Regions from separate parts of the Homo sapiens genome. Here region 1 is linked to region 2. A link is a loop called in an ENCODE intact Hi-C map of the cell type or tissue named here. Cell type or tissue: heart left ventricle. All regions are shown on one strand.

The links. A loop is a pair of places that touch in the nucleus more often than their neighbours do. Peaks named below come from ENCODE experiments on the same cell type or tissue, not always from the same donor. Only the 100,000 strongest peaks of a DNase experiment are listed, where the experiment ranks them.
Region 1: a loop joins it to region 2, with 3 times the contacts of the local background. A loop is called at or near these places in 9 of 110 quality-filtered maps.

What each region holds. Positions count from the first base shown.
Region 1 is chr4:125,332,831-125,340,830 of GRCh38, forward strand. All of the region lies in intron 2 of FAT4 (FAT atypical cadherin 4), which reads left to right. Among named protein-coding and RNA genes, the nearest start is that of FAT4, 22 kb to the left of the region's middle. In heart left ventricle, no CTCF peak of the experiment used is centred here; no DNase peak of the experiment used is centred here; H3K27ac peaks cover 249 bases.
Region 2 is chr4:125,382,781-125,390,780 of GRCh38, forward strand. The region is part of intron 2 of FAT4 (FAT atypical cadherin 4); the gene reads left to right. Among named protein-coding and RNA genes, the nearest start is that of FAT4, 72 kb to the left of the region's middle. In heart left ventricle, no CTCF peak of the experiment used is centred here; no DNase peak of the experiment used is centred here; H3K27ac peaks cover 3,416 bases.

The DNA.
Region 1 (8,000 bases), 50 kb before region 2:
TAACTAATGATTAAAACGTTTTCCTGGACAGAAAAGTATTTTCTTACTTCATAAAATATTCAAAATAAGCAAATACACAAAGAAGATGGGCTTTCTTCTGCTCGGGGTAGTGTTTTATGGTATATACATTTTTGTTCTTTGGTTAAAATACTTACTCTTATTTTTATTTATACATTGGCTTCATTCTACAATAGATTTGAAGCAGTTTACAAAAGTATATATACAACAAAGAGATACAATATTTAAATGAATCTCTAAGTAGTAAAAATAAGTGTTACTAAAAATAATCCTGAAATATATAAGATTAGCATACAGATATATGTAATTTAGGTAACTCATTGAGTTTATGTTTAGCTTTCTAAAGGCCAAGTCAAGCAGAGAAGCAAGATCAGATATGTAAGTCATGGTGCTCTTATACTAAACAAACACAGGGTAAACAAAGGAAATACAGATTTTCTAAACCCAAGGAACTTAATAGAATTCGTCCCACAGATGCTCAAAACAGACCTATTTTAAAGTGATGATTTTCTTAATGGCATCTTCACTAGTTCAATGACAGATTTTTAACATCATTTTAATGTGACGTCTTTTCGTGTGGATTTGTGGCAAATTGTAAAAGTGCAGTTCTGGCAAATTATTTATTTATGGATCAAAAGAGATTCCCCATTGATAAGTGCTTTTGTTTAGCTTTATTTCATGAAGTGGATTAATATTTTATAACCAAAGCAAGAATATCCCTACTGGGTTTTTTCACATTAGCATATCTGTAGCACATCACAGGAAAAATCTAACTAGAGAGGTTTTCTGTAAAACTGTAGCTTAATCCTTAAGGAGACTTTATTTTAAGCTATGCTGCAGTGATTAAAATGCTTAGCACCAATTTCTAGTAATCTGTGTCTTAGATTGTTTCCATTTTTCAAGAAATAGAAACAATCATCCTGTGAGATAACAAAATTTGCTATTGAAAACATCGGTGCTGTTTAAAAATGTCATATATTTTCAAATATTAAAAATATAAAAGAATAACTATCACATACACTCTAACTTTTCCTCTGGTGGAGTCACTAATATCCTAAGGCTAGGAAGGTGAGGAATCAATACCAAGTAAAGGTCAGAGCTCTAGGATGGGAATGGGAGTCTCAGGTTTTTAATTCTAGGACAGTCATTTGACACCTCATTTTCAAATGATAAACTGAAACAATAGGGTTTATGTGGCCCACTCATATAACACACTTAGTTGGCAGAGGAGTCCCAGATTAGAATTTCTTACTTACTGAGTATAGTCAACCTATACTCAGTGTTGACTCCAGTCCTTAAACTCGGAGTGAGAAAAGGAGGCTACAGCTTCCTCATGATCTTCACATCTCCATCAGCATCCTCCCAAAGACATCTCCCAAAAACATGGAATTTAAAGTAAAAGAAAGATTTTTTGTTATGCAAATGCGGCTTCAAGATGAAGCCTTTGGACCCCGATTCTTGCTCTTTCCCACATGCCCCCTCACCTCTTCCCATGCACCTGTCCCCATCCCATCCATATTGTTGTCCCTAAATCCCATTTGCAAAGATCCTGGATCCACCAACAGCTATAACCTTTCTTTTTTCATGACACTGCTTCTAAATCCTTTGCACAATTCTGAGAAATTGCTTCCTATCAGGTGCTAATGGCATTTAACCTTTTAGGGATCTCCTGTCTTCAAATTAAAAAATAATAAAATGTATTCAATTCTATTGTCATGTTAATTTCAAATTTTTTAACAATTTTGAGATGTTTGACAGTTTCAGGAGATTTGCTTAAAACAAGACATGTATTTCATATATTACTTTAATACCAAAACCAATTGTGATTATGTCTATCTAATGGCAAATTTGAAACATAATTCAGAGTTATTAAATGTTACTTGAATTGATTATATTATATGGTCATAGAATTTTCCTCACCAGTAGCTGTATGGCAATCCTTTAATTGCACAAAAGTTAACCCATAGTCTCTTTTTTTTAAGATAGTACTTTAAAATTTCCACTAAAAACATTAAAATACCAATTCATGTATAGTATAGCTATGTGGAACAGAACAGCCTGTGTTGCAACGCCAGCTTAATATTTTATTACTTCACATAATAAAATAGGGAACGTATTTATCCACTGAGGTTGTAATTAGTTACAAGTAATGAATCTTTAGTGTTCTAATTCCAGAGCCTGGCAGATTTAGAACACCAGTTGACCCTGTCTTGCTGGAAAATGAAGGAAGTGGGAGTAGAATTTTCTCTGTAGGACAAGACAGCTTTGGATGGGAGGGACAATAGAAGCTTGCCAAAAACATGGGTCAAACTGAACACAGATGGCTGTAGCTGATAGAGGTGTCTATTATTGTGTTTTCTTCTCAGCAGTTTTCTCTTTGTTTGTCAGTATTTTTATACTTACATGAAGAAATTTTGTTGCTCAGCAACCAAGAGAAAATATACTAATAGAATCCATTTTTGTTGGAAAAAAAATGTTGGTGGTAGATGTTGATGATGGGGTTGAGGTAGTGTTGTGATTGAGCAGTATTAACGTAGGAGTAGAGGTGATTTTCTCGGAGTGCTGTTTATTATAAGTGTCTAAAATTAAATATATCACATTATCCATTTACTGCTTAGCTTGCCTCTGTCTTACACCTCCAATACTATTTGGGAAAAAAATGGCCTAAGTAAATGTATTCCATTAGTTAATAATATAATTTATAATACACGGAGGAAACATTTGAAGAAATAAAACTATAATTTACATATTTTTTATAACTTCAGTGTTTCCTAAAGTCAATTTTTTAAGCTTCATTAAAGGATTTCATGTGTATTTCATTTTTTTTTTCTGGAGGAGTTCTATTTATTATTCTTGAGTACATCTGTTTTCTGCATGGTGAAATATTAAAATAAATATATATTTGAAAGTCAGAATAGTTTTGTTCAAATACTGGCTTAACTTTTCATGCTGTGTGACTTTAAGGGAGAAGCCAAACTTCTCTGAACCACAGTACCTTTATCTGTTAAAAAAAGAGAATTCCAATCCCTTAATAAGTGTTGTGAGGAAAATGTGCAGTACACATAGCACTGCATATTTTCCTAAAAGACTGTTTGATTTACTTTTGTTGATGCTACATTCAGTTATTTACTTCTTGTGTGGTCCAGAAGGCAATGATAAAAAAATGTAAACAACTCCTGGTCATGTAAATAGCTACTGTTCATACAAAAATTGTGATGACATTTTTAATGATACCACATAAAGGGAAATCAAGACCAATCTTACAAATTCTGTTTCTTGGTTTTAAGGAAATTATTAAGGAACTGCATTAAAAATAACTCTGTGGTAATTTTCTTCATTGTACTGTATCAGGTAGAAAAATAATTTTTAAATGAGTGACTAGTGAGCCGCAAGACATAACCAAGAACAGAAGGGTTATTAGCTAACAAAGGGAAGCAGATGTAATTTTTAAACATTGATTTTGCATTTATTTATTTTAAGTAAACTACAGAATTTTTAAATTTTAATATAATGCAAAGGTAGAGTAGCATTTTCCAATTTATACACTATGTTTTGATAAGTGTCAGATACTGAAGTTATATTCTAAATATAATCCACCCGCCTAGGGAAACGAATAAAAATATAACCTTTGTTAAAAGATAGGGTAAGTGAATTGTTAATGACTATTCCAGAAGTGAGACTTCAGAACATAGTTTGGCTCTAAAAGACCTTTCTTTCATTTTAATATTATATTTGAAACACTTAGTAAAGATAAATTTTTAAATGTTCAATGTCTGATCATTGTAAGCAATGTCATTTTGTGAGCTCTATTTCTGGAACTAGAAAAATTACTTTGAAAACTGTCCATTCTGGTTGTGCTTTTTTGAGTAAGTGGTCTTAGTTGTATTTTAATAGAGGAAATGAAACAAGGTACCACTCTTTTAATGTATTTATTCTGATGTTGAGGCGATATGTTAGAACAAATTTAATTATACTATGACTATGAAAACAAAATTAGGCAGAACTAGAGTGATAGGCGGGAACTCATTGTTGATTTTCAACTTAAATATCATATACTTATTAATATATGCATTACAAATATATCATTTAATTATCTCAACAACTCTAGAAGGTAAGTAATGGTATTTCCATTTTGTAGATGGAGTATCAAGGATCATGAAATTGTCAGTATATTGTTTTGTGGTAGAGCGCCATTTGAGTTCATTTGGTTCCAAGGCTTTAGTTCTTTCCAGTACACTTCACTGGTCTTCAATTGTTATAAATCACAGCCTGCTAATTTCACAGAAAGGAGATTAAAAGCAAAAGCCATAAATATAAATACGAAGTATTTGAATGCTGATCTATATCATAACTAGATCTTTCTTTTTTGTTTGGATTATAGTGAATTTTTAAACTAGAAAATATAAGCAAACAGTATTTTTGAAGGATGTAATAACCACACTCCAAAGTACATCAATGAATCATATTAAATTAACCATTAATTAATCACATTAAAAGGAAAAGCATACTTAGGAAACACAGAAAATTTATTTTTTAAGGGTTGAACTTATAATTAACTGAATTAAATGAGATGTTAAATTAACTTTGAAAGGCACATTTCGATCACTGATATACCTAAACTTGCCTCCTAATTAAATACTTAAAAATAAATGAATCAACATTTGCTTTTAATAATGACCCTGAGAGAAGGAAAATATAGAATATTTAACTACAAGTTAATAACTAATAATTAGTGTAGATTTAGTAGTAGAAGAAAAGGTAAGATGGAGCCAATACTGTAACTACATTATATGTTAAAACACTTATGTAAACACAGCCAGATATAATTATATGGAGGTTGCTTTAAGGATTACTGTTATTACATATAAAATTTTCCTTACAAGAGTAGGTGAACATAAAAAGACTATTGAATTCAAATCTAGGGAACTTGGGAAGAAAAATAAAACTCTTTTAGAGAGTCTATGTAATACATGGGAAGAGTAAGGACTTTTGATTCAAACACACTTGGGTACAATCATGACTTGGGGAAGCTGTCTTCCCCAAGAGTATCACAGTATCAGTTGCCTCTTTTGTGAAATCTATTTCACAGAGCAGCTTTGAGAAACAAAACTTAAAAATGCACCCATGATACTCACCCAAAATAAGTATCCATTCACTTCTCTCTCATTTTCTTCATTTGCATAGATGCTGGTTTTGTCATTCATCAGACAAGATTGCCAGGATATAACATTGAGAACTATGTAAATGACACTACATCTTTTCATCCCTGTTCTTAGATGAAGATAAGTTTGAGAATTTTCTTGGGGTGTTTCAGTAGAGAATTAAACCTCCTTAGGATTTCTGGTTTTGTTCTGAAATGCAAGATGGACATGGAAGCAGAAGGGACATTAACCTGTTTCTCTGCCATTTGCCTGGATGTATATATTTACATTGCTAAGATCTTGGTTCTGCACACTGTCATTTAGACAATAACTAAGGATTTCCGAATTAGAAGGGATAAGTGTTAACTAGGACCTTGTTCTTATGTTTTATTGTGGATAATGTGTTGGCCTTTGTACTACCTTCCCATCCTCAACTATCATTCCAGTATTCAATATGCGAGCTACAGTGTTTCTTACTGGGGATTTAAATATGCATAGTTCAGGTCAGATACACATATTTCAAATATGCATGGTTCAAAGGTAAGCAGTTACCTTTAACAGGATAGCTTCTATTTATAGCTTTTATCCATGCCCTCAAGAGACTAGCAATCTAATAGGAAGACAAACATCACATAAACTATTATCAGAAAATCTAAAAGATTGCTGTGATGAAAAAGTTTCACCAGCTGATTACGGTAACTGGTTTCTGTAATCTCAACACAATTGAGATTATTTATCCTGTCTGAGCTTTTGGTTTTTGCATTTCATAAGGCTTTGTCTGCATATTTTAAACTATTGGAAATGAATTTTTTTTAATCTATGTGCAGAAAAAATATCAGGCAAATTATACCCACCTTTATTCTTCTGTTTTTAAAATACTGAATATGAAATATTACATTCCTATGTAATTAAATAGCGTTTGATTTAAAGCATGTGGACCTTGGGCCTCATCCAAGGGATACTCTAGTGTACCTTGGTCTGAGGCTGCTTATCAGTCCTGATGTGCTTTCCCTTTCCTTCCTGTTTGAATACAGGTCCATTCTGTGCTGTTACCATCTCTGTCCTTAAGAGCTTCCTTTGCCCTAAGATGCCCCGATGTATGTTTGTATTTGATGACATATTTTTACATCCTGGTCAGGAAATATAATTATTCATCTCTCTACAACATTATCAACATTATCTCCTTTTTTTTGAGACGGAGTCTTGCCCTGTCGCCCAGGCTGGAGTACAGTGGCACGATCTTGGCTCATTACAACCTCTGCCTCCCGGGTTCAAGCGATTCTCCTGCCTCAGCCTCCCGGGTTCAAGCGATTCTCCTGCCTCAGCCTCCCGAGTAGCTGGGATTACAGGCTCATGCCACCACGCCTGGCTAATTTTTTTGTATTTTTAGTAGAGACGGGGTTTCACCGTGTTAGCCAGGATGGTCTCGATCTTCTGACCTCGTGATCCGCCTGCCTCGGCCTCCCAAAGTGCTGGGATTATAGGAGTGAACCACCGCACCCAGCCTCCAACATTATTTCTATGGTAATAGTTATTAAACAATAATAGCATCATTATTAATAATTATGGAACATTAACAGCAACTACCTCTAAAACAACTAAAACTAACATTTATTTAAAACAAATGGCTATTTATGCTATTTTATTCAAACCTCAAAATAATGCTATGAAATAGTTATCGTTGTTATTACCATTTCACTGATGAGAAAACTGAGGCTCAGGGAAGATTAGTTAACTCCCTTTGGATCATACAATTAGGAAGACCTAGAGCCAAGATTTCAGCCTAAGCAAAATTCATCCTTAGCAATAGCACATCCTGACCTGGTCATATATAAGAATTTAATAGTAGTTTCTGATAAAGATATCGGTTTGGAAAATTTAAAAAAATAATATTTTATTGTACATCTATAATATAATTGTATAGTTAATTGTATAATTGTATAATTGTATATGTGTATATGAGATAGACAGTTTAAAAAATATTACTTTAAGTCCTTTTTGAAATGAATCGTGAATAAAAATAGTTTGAATATAGAAGCAGGATTTTAATCAAATGAATATAGAAAATATTCTTTAAAATCACTGACAGAAAATACAAGAATTTCAGAAAATGAACGTTCAACATATTTTTTCAAGGGCTCTTATTCTTTTCTATTTTGTGGATATTCAATATAAGCAAAATTTTAAATTCAAAAAATATTTAATTTTATATGTTGATATATTTTAGTTTGATTAATTCTCAAAACTTAATGTACATGAGACTCTCTTAGGTGGATATTTATTTAAAATGCATATTACTTTTCAGAAGATTTCATGAAAGTTCTTGAAACATATTTTAACAAGTCCCTCAAGGGATTCTGATGCAAATGTCTCGTAGAGCACATTGTAAGAAACAACTCTTTTTTTTTTTTTGAGACGGAGCCTCGCTCTGTCGCCCAGGCTGGAGTGCAGTGGCGTGATCTCGGCTAGCTGCAAGCTCCGCCTCCCGGGTTCACGCCATTCTCCTCCTGCCTCAGTCTCTGGAGAAGCTGGGACTACAGGCGCCCGCCACCACGCCCGGCTAATTTTTTGTGTTTTTAGTAGAGACGGGGTTTCACCGTGTTAGCCAGGATGGTCTCGATCTCTTTTTAATAGGTTAGGTCATATATAAGAATTTAATTACACATTTGCAAATTTAGAAGCTCTTCTCTAAAGTTTTCCAGTTTCACTAGTTCTTTGAAGTAGTAGTTGTGTAGCAGTTGCGGTGGCAATAGTAGTAGCAGCAGCAGTAGTAGTATTAGCAGTAATAGTAACAGCATAGTAACAGTAGTAGTAGTAGGATAATCAACACATGGAACACTA
Region 2 (8,000 bases):
ATCTGTTTTTTAATGAAGCCACCTTTATCAATTATCTTTGCTAGATCTTCTGGATATCTTCTTGCAGCTTGTACATCAGCATTTGCTGCTTCACCTTGTGCTTTTATGTTATGGAGATGCCTTCTTCCCTTAAACCTTATGAACCAAGCCCTGCTAGCTTCCAACTTTTCTTCTGTGGCTTCCTCAGCTCTCTCAGCCTTCAAAGAATTGCAGAATTAGGGTCTTGCTCTGTATTAGGCTTTGCTTTAAGGGAATGTTGTGGTTAGTTTTCTTCGTGTCAGCAATAAGGCTGTTTTGTTTTCTTATCTTTTGTGTGTTCTCTGGAGCAGCACTTTTAATTTCCTTCAGTATCATTTCCTTTGCATTTACAACTTGGCTAGCTATTTGGCACAAGAGACCTAGCTTTTGATTTACCTTGGCTTTCAACTTATCTACTTCACTAAGCTTAATTATTTATAGCTTTTGATTTAAAATAAGAGATGTGCAGCTACTCCTTTCACATGAACACTTAGAGGCCATTGGAGGGTTATTTCAATATTGTGCTTCAGGTCTTGTTTCCATATTGTTGTTCTCAGGAATAGGGAGGCCCTAGGAGAAGGTGAGAAATGGAAGAATGGCTGGACAGTAGAGGACTCTGAACACACACAATATTTATCCATCCAGTTCACTGTCTTATATGGGTGCAGCTTGTAATTCTCCCAAGAAAATAGTAACCTCAGTAATCGCTGATCATAGATCACCTTAATAATGAAAAAGTTTGATGTATTGTAAGAATTACCAAAATGTGACACAGACACAAAGGGAGCACATGCTACTGGAAAAATAATGCTGATAGAAACTTGCTCAATGCAGGGATGTCACAAACTTCTAATTTGTAACAATATGCAAATATCTGTGAAGCATGATAAAGGCAAGTGCAATGAAACATGGTTTTCCAGTACGTGATATTAAACCATATCATGAAATTCTAGACTCTGAGATTTACAAGGGACTGACAACTCAATCAGTTCAGCTTCTCATTTCCACTCTTAAGAGGTACCTCTTTAAATAAAAAAGCCTATTAAGATCATTAAAATAAATCCATGGAAATCCTTTTTATTAAGCAAAATGTGACAAAATTGTTGGAATAACCAGAATGAAAAAGTCTATCATTGTCACTGCCCTATCAGACTGACATACTTCATTGAGCATAAGAGGGATACTATAAACTGTACTAATATGACTTTATTTCTTTTTACTGCTGAATATGATTCCATTGTATGAATATATCACATTTTGTGTATTCATGCATCAGCTGATGGACATTTGGGTTGTTTTCACCTTTTGAATATTATAAATAATGCTGCTCTGAACATTTGTGTACAAGTTTTTGTGCAAACATGTTTCATTTCTCTATGGTAGAATTCCTATGACTGGAATTACAAGTCATGTGATAGCTATATTTAACATATTGAGGAACTGCCAAAGTATTTTCCAAAGTGGTTGCACCATCTTATATTCTCACCAACAACATATGAGTGTTTTGATTTTTGTATGTACTCACCAACACTTGTTATTATCTGTTGTTTTTAATATAGCCATTTTTATGTGTGACATATTGTATTTTTAATTTTCATATCTCAAATGACTAATGAATTTAACATCTTTTTATGTGTTGTTTAACTATTCTTACATTTTCTTTGGAGGATTGTATATTCAAATTCTTTTCCCATTTTAAATTGGGTTATTTATTTTTATTATTGAATTGTATTAGTTCTTTATATATTTTGGATATAAGTCCCTTTCAGATATATGACTTGCAAATGTTTTCTCCCATTCTGTGAGGTTTTCTTTCACTTAATAATGTCCTTCAAAGCAAAAAAGGTTTAAATTGTGATGAAGTCTAAATTTCCAGTCTTCTATCACTTGTGCTTTTCCTTTAGACTCTCTGTAATTTTTTACTTAGAGCAACATGTAGTGTAATTTTGGTTTAGGTGACTGTGCTTCTACTAGACAGTAAATGTGAACACCTGGGTATTTTGTATCCTAAGCAACAAGCAAAGGGCCTGAGCTCTAGTAAGATATCAATGAATGTTTGTTGGATTCATTAATGGATTTTTTGATACTCCTTTTCAATAAGTAAATTTAACACTACTCAGTAACAAAATAATTTTTACTAAGGAATGACAATATTTGATCTTTGAATAATTAATTTTAGAAACACACACATATATATATATACATATATATATATATATATATATATTTTTTTTTTTTTTGAGATGGAGTGTTGCTCTTGATGCCCAGGCTGGAGTGCAATGGCATGATCTCCACTCACTGCAACCTCTGCTTCCCGGGTTCAAGCAATTCTTCTGCCTCAGCCTCCTGAGTAGCTGGAACTACAGGCTCCCGCCACCACACCTGGCTAATTTTTTGTATATTTAGTAGAGATGGAGTTTCACCATGTTGGTCAGGCTGGTCTCAAATTCCTGACCTCAGGTGATCTACCTGCCTCGGCCTCCCAAAGTGCTGGGATTACAGGCATGAGCCACTGCGCCCTGCCAATTTTAGAAACTTCTTGGTCATCCTCACACAAAATTCAGATATTGATTCCTTAAATTAAATTTTAGTGTGCATATTTAAAAGCATGTTTCAATGATAATATTAAGTAGTTAATTGCCTTATTTTATCTTGGAAAAAGCAGAATGAGTGATGAAGTGTCATCTGTTTTATTTTTCCAGTTTTTTTCCATAGAACATACCTTTATTTGAAAACTAAAATCAAAGTATCCCTTGATGTCATAGGATACTTTGAAATTATAGATAATCATAGTTATATAGTCATAAATTGAGGAAGAGTGAGAGAGTAGTAGAAAAAAATCATCAAACCGTATTATTTCATGGAGATGGTTAGTTGTAGTCAGTATTTATAATTGATGGCTTTTTCCATTACTCTGGAGTCTAATTTCAAATCTTTCATAAGTGTACAGATGTTTTATCTGATTTTGCACATTATTTTCTTTCTACATTTCCATAGTAGTTCAGACTTCTTAAAAGTCAATTTTTAAAAAAAATTCAGCTTTTCGTCCAGCTTTTTGTCATACTCTTATTCCACTAAAAATGTTGGTACTTTGGTTTTGACAATGAAAAATAGAAAACAAATAGCCTTTTATGCTGAAACATCTTATTAAAGAAAATTTATTTTGTGATTTATTTCTTTATTTTTCATATTGAAAAATTTTTCCTTCTGTTAATTAGTTTTAACTCTGATGATCATCAGGGGATAATTCTTAGGACTTTCATTACTCAATGTAATTGTAATAGTTGGTTCACCTCCTTCTTAATTTGCGTGTGTGTGTAACAATAAAATGTACTAGTGCAATGAACAAACTGGTTTTTACATCATTGAATAAATGTACATTAAATGCCTTCTGTACCCTAGGCGTTATATTGAAACTGATCTAAATGTTTCACTGTTTGAAACTTAGAAAAGAAGCAGGCTTTCTGAGTTTTGTTTTGTTTTGTTTTGATTTTTTTGAGGCGGATTCTCACTCTGTTGCCCAGGCTTGAGTGCAGTGGCACCATCTCGGCTTACTGCAACCTCCACCTCTGGGGTTCAAGTGATTCTCCTGCCTCAGCCTCCTGAGTAGCTGGGATTACAGGTGCACACCTGGCTAATTTTTGTATTTTTAGTAGAGACAGGGTTTCATCATGTTGGCCTGGCTGGTCTCAAACTCCTGACCTCAAGTAATCCACCTACCTTGGCCTCCCAAAGTGCTGGGATTATAGGTGTGAGCCACTGCACCTGGCCCTGAGTTTAGAAAAATAGGATGTCTAAATAGAATTAAAGAACAATGCATTTCCAAAAAATTGATTTTGATAAGTTGAATTTCTTTAGAACATATACTTTACAATTTATATCACATAAAATTTTATTCATTACTGTTTATTAGTGAGCTAAAGCTGTTTCATATAAATTAAATTTGTTATTGTTTTGAAGTAAAAATACAACACAAGACTCTAGAAAGAGACTTTAATTTTATAGTTTAAGATAGCTGTTTAAAAGATATAAGGACATATAACTATTATAGACCAGTGGTCCCCAAACTTTTTGGTACCAGGGACCAGTTTGGTGAAAGACATTTTTCCACATACTGGGTGGGAGGGTGGTTTTGGGATGAAAGTGTTCCACCTCAGGCCATCAGGCATTAGATTCTCATAAAGAGCGTGCAACCTAGATCCTTCGCATGCACCATTCACAATAGGGTCCACCCTTCTTTGAGAATCTAATGCCGCAGCTGATCTGACAGGAGGCAGAGCTCAGGCAGTAACGCTCACTTGCCCGCCCCTCACCTGCTGCTATGGGCCGGGTTCCTAACAGGCCACAAACCAGTACCGGTCTGTGCCCAGGGGTTGGAGACCCCTGTTATAGACTAATAACCAACTGAAATAGAATAGCATAGCTATGAGTCAAAGGTTTGTGTCTTTTGCATCAAAGAATAGAAATGTCTGCAAAGGTGAAGACTACTATGCAAATGTGAAATGAGGAAGAGTGATTATTTTGACATTGCAGTCATTCCATAAAAGAACTATAGCCAAGTCTCGTGTAGGTTCTAGAAAACCACTAAAGATGGCGACCATGTTATCATGGGGGCTGCATTGTTTCTTATTGTACTTGTGCCATTATTTTGTTCTTGCAATGTTCTTTGTGTTTTTGTTTTGTTTTTGTTTGTTTAAATTTTCTATTCTTAAAAAAACACAATCTGATGAACTCTCCCCAATCTATGATTCGTTCCTCTTGGATCATGTATTCCCACCACTCCTCTAATCTTTGGATTGTTGGAGGGGGAGGAAGAACTTGATATGTATTATTTTGAGTTGCCCCTGACAGATAGCAGTATGGCATGGTAAGTGAGAATGTGTAGCTATATAGGGTAGGAAAAGGTATTAATAGATTCAGAGAAATAAAACTCCCAGTACAAGCCATACAACAGATCAATATACATTAGCTTTTTACTCTTCTTTGTGCTGCTCATGTTAGACCAGTAATTATTTAGAACATGGAAACAAAGTAAAATAACCAGTTAATGAATTCATTGTTTTGGCTTTTGTATCTGTTAGCTACTGCCAGAATAATGTTGCATAATAAAGAGCCACAAAAATCTCAAAGGCCTACAAAAATTCACTTTTATCCTCACACATTTCTGGATAACTGCAGTTGGGCTTCTCTAGGCTAGACTCAACTAGGAAGCTTGGCTTCAGTCTAAAAACCTTCCAGCTGAGATTCCTCTACTCAGTATCTCTAGTCTTTCTGGTAGTAGTGGGCTAGCAGAAACATACTGTTCTAGTGACCATGGCAGAGGTAGAAAAGAATAAGTGTATTTTAAGCCCCTTCTTGTGCTATTTTTATAGATAGCCCATTGTCCAATCCAAATATTATGAAAGAGCCCAAAAAAGGCAAGGAGAAAAATCTCACCTTTAGTGGGAGGGACTGCAAAGTTGTTTATGGGGAGGGGTAACGGGACCAATAATTCAGTCTACCGTAGTTTGTACCTTTAATAGAAATCAAACCACTTCTTTATTTTTCAGTAGTTTGAATAGAAGCCTTCTTTATTTCATAGTATCCAGTACACATTAGGCAAAAAAAGAGAAGAAAAAATTTAGTGGCATTTTTTGTTTGTTTGTTTTATACTAAAATTTCCCTTTGATATGTGTCTACCACATTCAGATTAACATCTATTGAAAAATATACTACAGGACGCATTTGTAGGGTGTTTGTTTTGAAGAATAGTATAAAAATTTCCATAAGTTTCTTATGCAACCACACATATTTTAACTTGATGTTTTATTCTGCATTTACTTTTGAGCATCCTTAAGAATTTGTTAAAATGCAGAAATTATGCAGTATTGATTTCAGGAAAAATTGAAGTGGTTACACATGGTTGCCTTTGCCTTAAAATAAATCCTTATTTGGTTCTAACTTGAACAATATTGAAAGCACAACAAAACTAGCTTTTTATTATGTCACCACACATTTAGTGAGTTATGGAAAGCATTTTGTTTTAAGAATGGAGTTAACTATGTGTTATCCACGCTTCTAGCCATTCTTGTCACTCCTGGCTACTCTCCAAGCCTGCCTGTTATTCATACATATTTCTTCTTAGTAAGAAATGCATCAAAATCCCAGGAACATGTGCTGCTGACTGTTAGAAGAGTTTTAGTGGTGAGAGATTAATGTAATTACTTTTGTTTGAGAAATATAATTGGTCACAGTTATATACATGTAGCTTATATGAGAAGTACATTCAGTTTTAAAACTCATTATGATTAATTTTACTTTCCTTAAAAAATGAAACCAAAGAGAATCTAAAATGTGTATGCTTCTTTCATTCCTAATATTCCAGAATACTTAGATATTTTTATGTGAAGTAAATGCCCAGATATCTAAATAGATATAATATTATTTAAATTTAAGGTATAAACTTTTACATGACAAAATGCTTAATAGCCTATAATCTTAAAAACAGAATTATTCCAATTCCCATATTGTATGTTACTTCATCAAATATTACCATTATATCATGTTTCTTGTACTAAAGTGTTTCCTGTGAAATAACGTAATAAAATGGCCTTTAGTATGCATGATAATATTTAAATACGCATTTTCTAGTAAAATATAATGCTTATTCATTTTTTTCTTCTAGTTCTAAAGAAAAAAATGCACCAAATGCATACACTTACTTTATGATAATTTCTGAAACTTAAGTAGAGTTTGGGCCTGCAACAGACTTGTGTTTTCTAGTAGTTATGTTTCATTCATGCAGGTGGTAGTGGTCCTATTAGTTTTCCTTAATAAGTCCCATATAGCTCTGGCCAGTCTTTCATAGAATGAGTTGGTAGGTCTTTCCTCCAAAGTTTGATTTCTCCCATTTTTTTCACATTGCAATTTCAAACTTTCAGTAATACCATCAAGATGAGACAGTAAACTATTATTAGAGTTACCACAAGTTTGAACAAAGTTGATTATACATCGCAAACAAATAAATACTTAAAACCTTGTTCATAGAGATCAGGCCTTGCATACCTACATAGTCCAAACATTACATTCCTGACATTTAGAACATTTAAATGCAAACTGTTCTTTGTTAGGGCTTTCTCATAACTGAAATATGAGTCACTTGCAAACCATAATAGATTTTGGCTCTGCTACATGATGAAGTGTTCTGGATGTCGTGAAACATTTCACCCAGACTTATGGCAGTAGAATTCCCAGTGGTCACCCAAAATAGGGAAAAAAATGAAGAACAAACTTAAAGGAAATATGCAGACTCTGGCACCATCCTTTCGTGGCAATACAGCTCTTTATTGTTGTTAAGAAATGGAAATATTTAGAGCCTAAACCCATAAACTATAGTACAATTAGGCGTTGAATTTTTTTTTTGTTCCTAATTACGAAATTTAACTCTATACTTGATTCTCATGTTTAAGGTCAGGTCATAGAGTGTTTCTTTACACATCACCCTGATGCGGTCATACTGAGTTGTCTCCCAGCACTGAGCTTCTCACTGCATTGTGGGCAAACTCATATTCCACACTCTACACTCATCTCAGGCAGGAAAGGTGGAGTTTTCCTTTTCAGGGCCAAAGGAAGCAACAGCTGAGGCGTGATGGTTGTACTGATATTGGTGTGGGTTTCAATTTGGTTAGTTTGCTTTCAATTTCAACTCCTCACTTGAGATTCCATACAGAAAAGTAAATGGTAGGCTTCCAGCATCTTGTTTCACTCTGGTGAATAAAAATTGTTTTGAATGTAAGATTAGAGTTTTTCCTTGCTTAATTTTAGTAGTACCTACACAGCATAAACTGAGGCATCATTTAGCAAAATGTTATTGAGTTGACATCATAATGACCTATTAAGGGCAATACACATTTGAATGAGCTCAGTTATTCTTCCAGGTTTACACGTGCCTTTCATGGTGTTTAGTGTAGCAGCTTTTGAAGCAGAGATGGGCAATGTGTAGG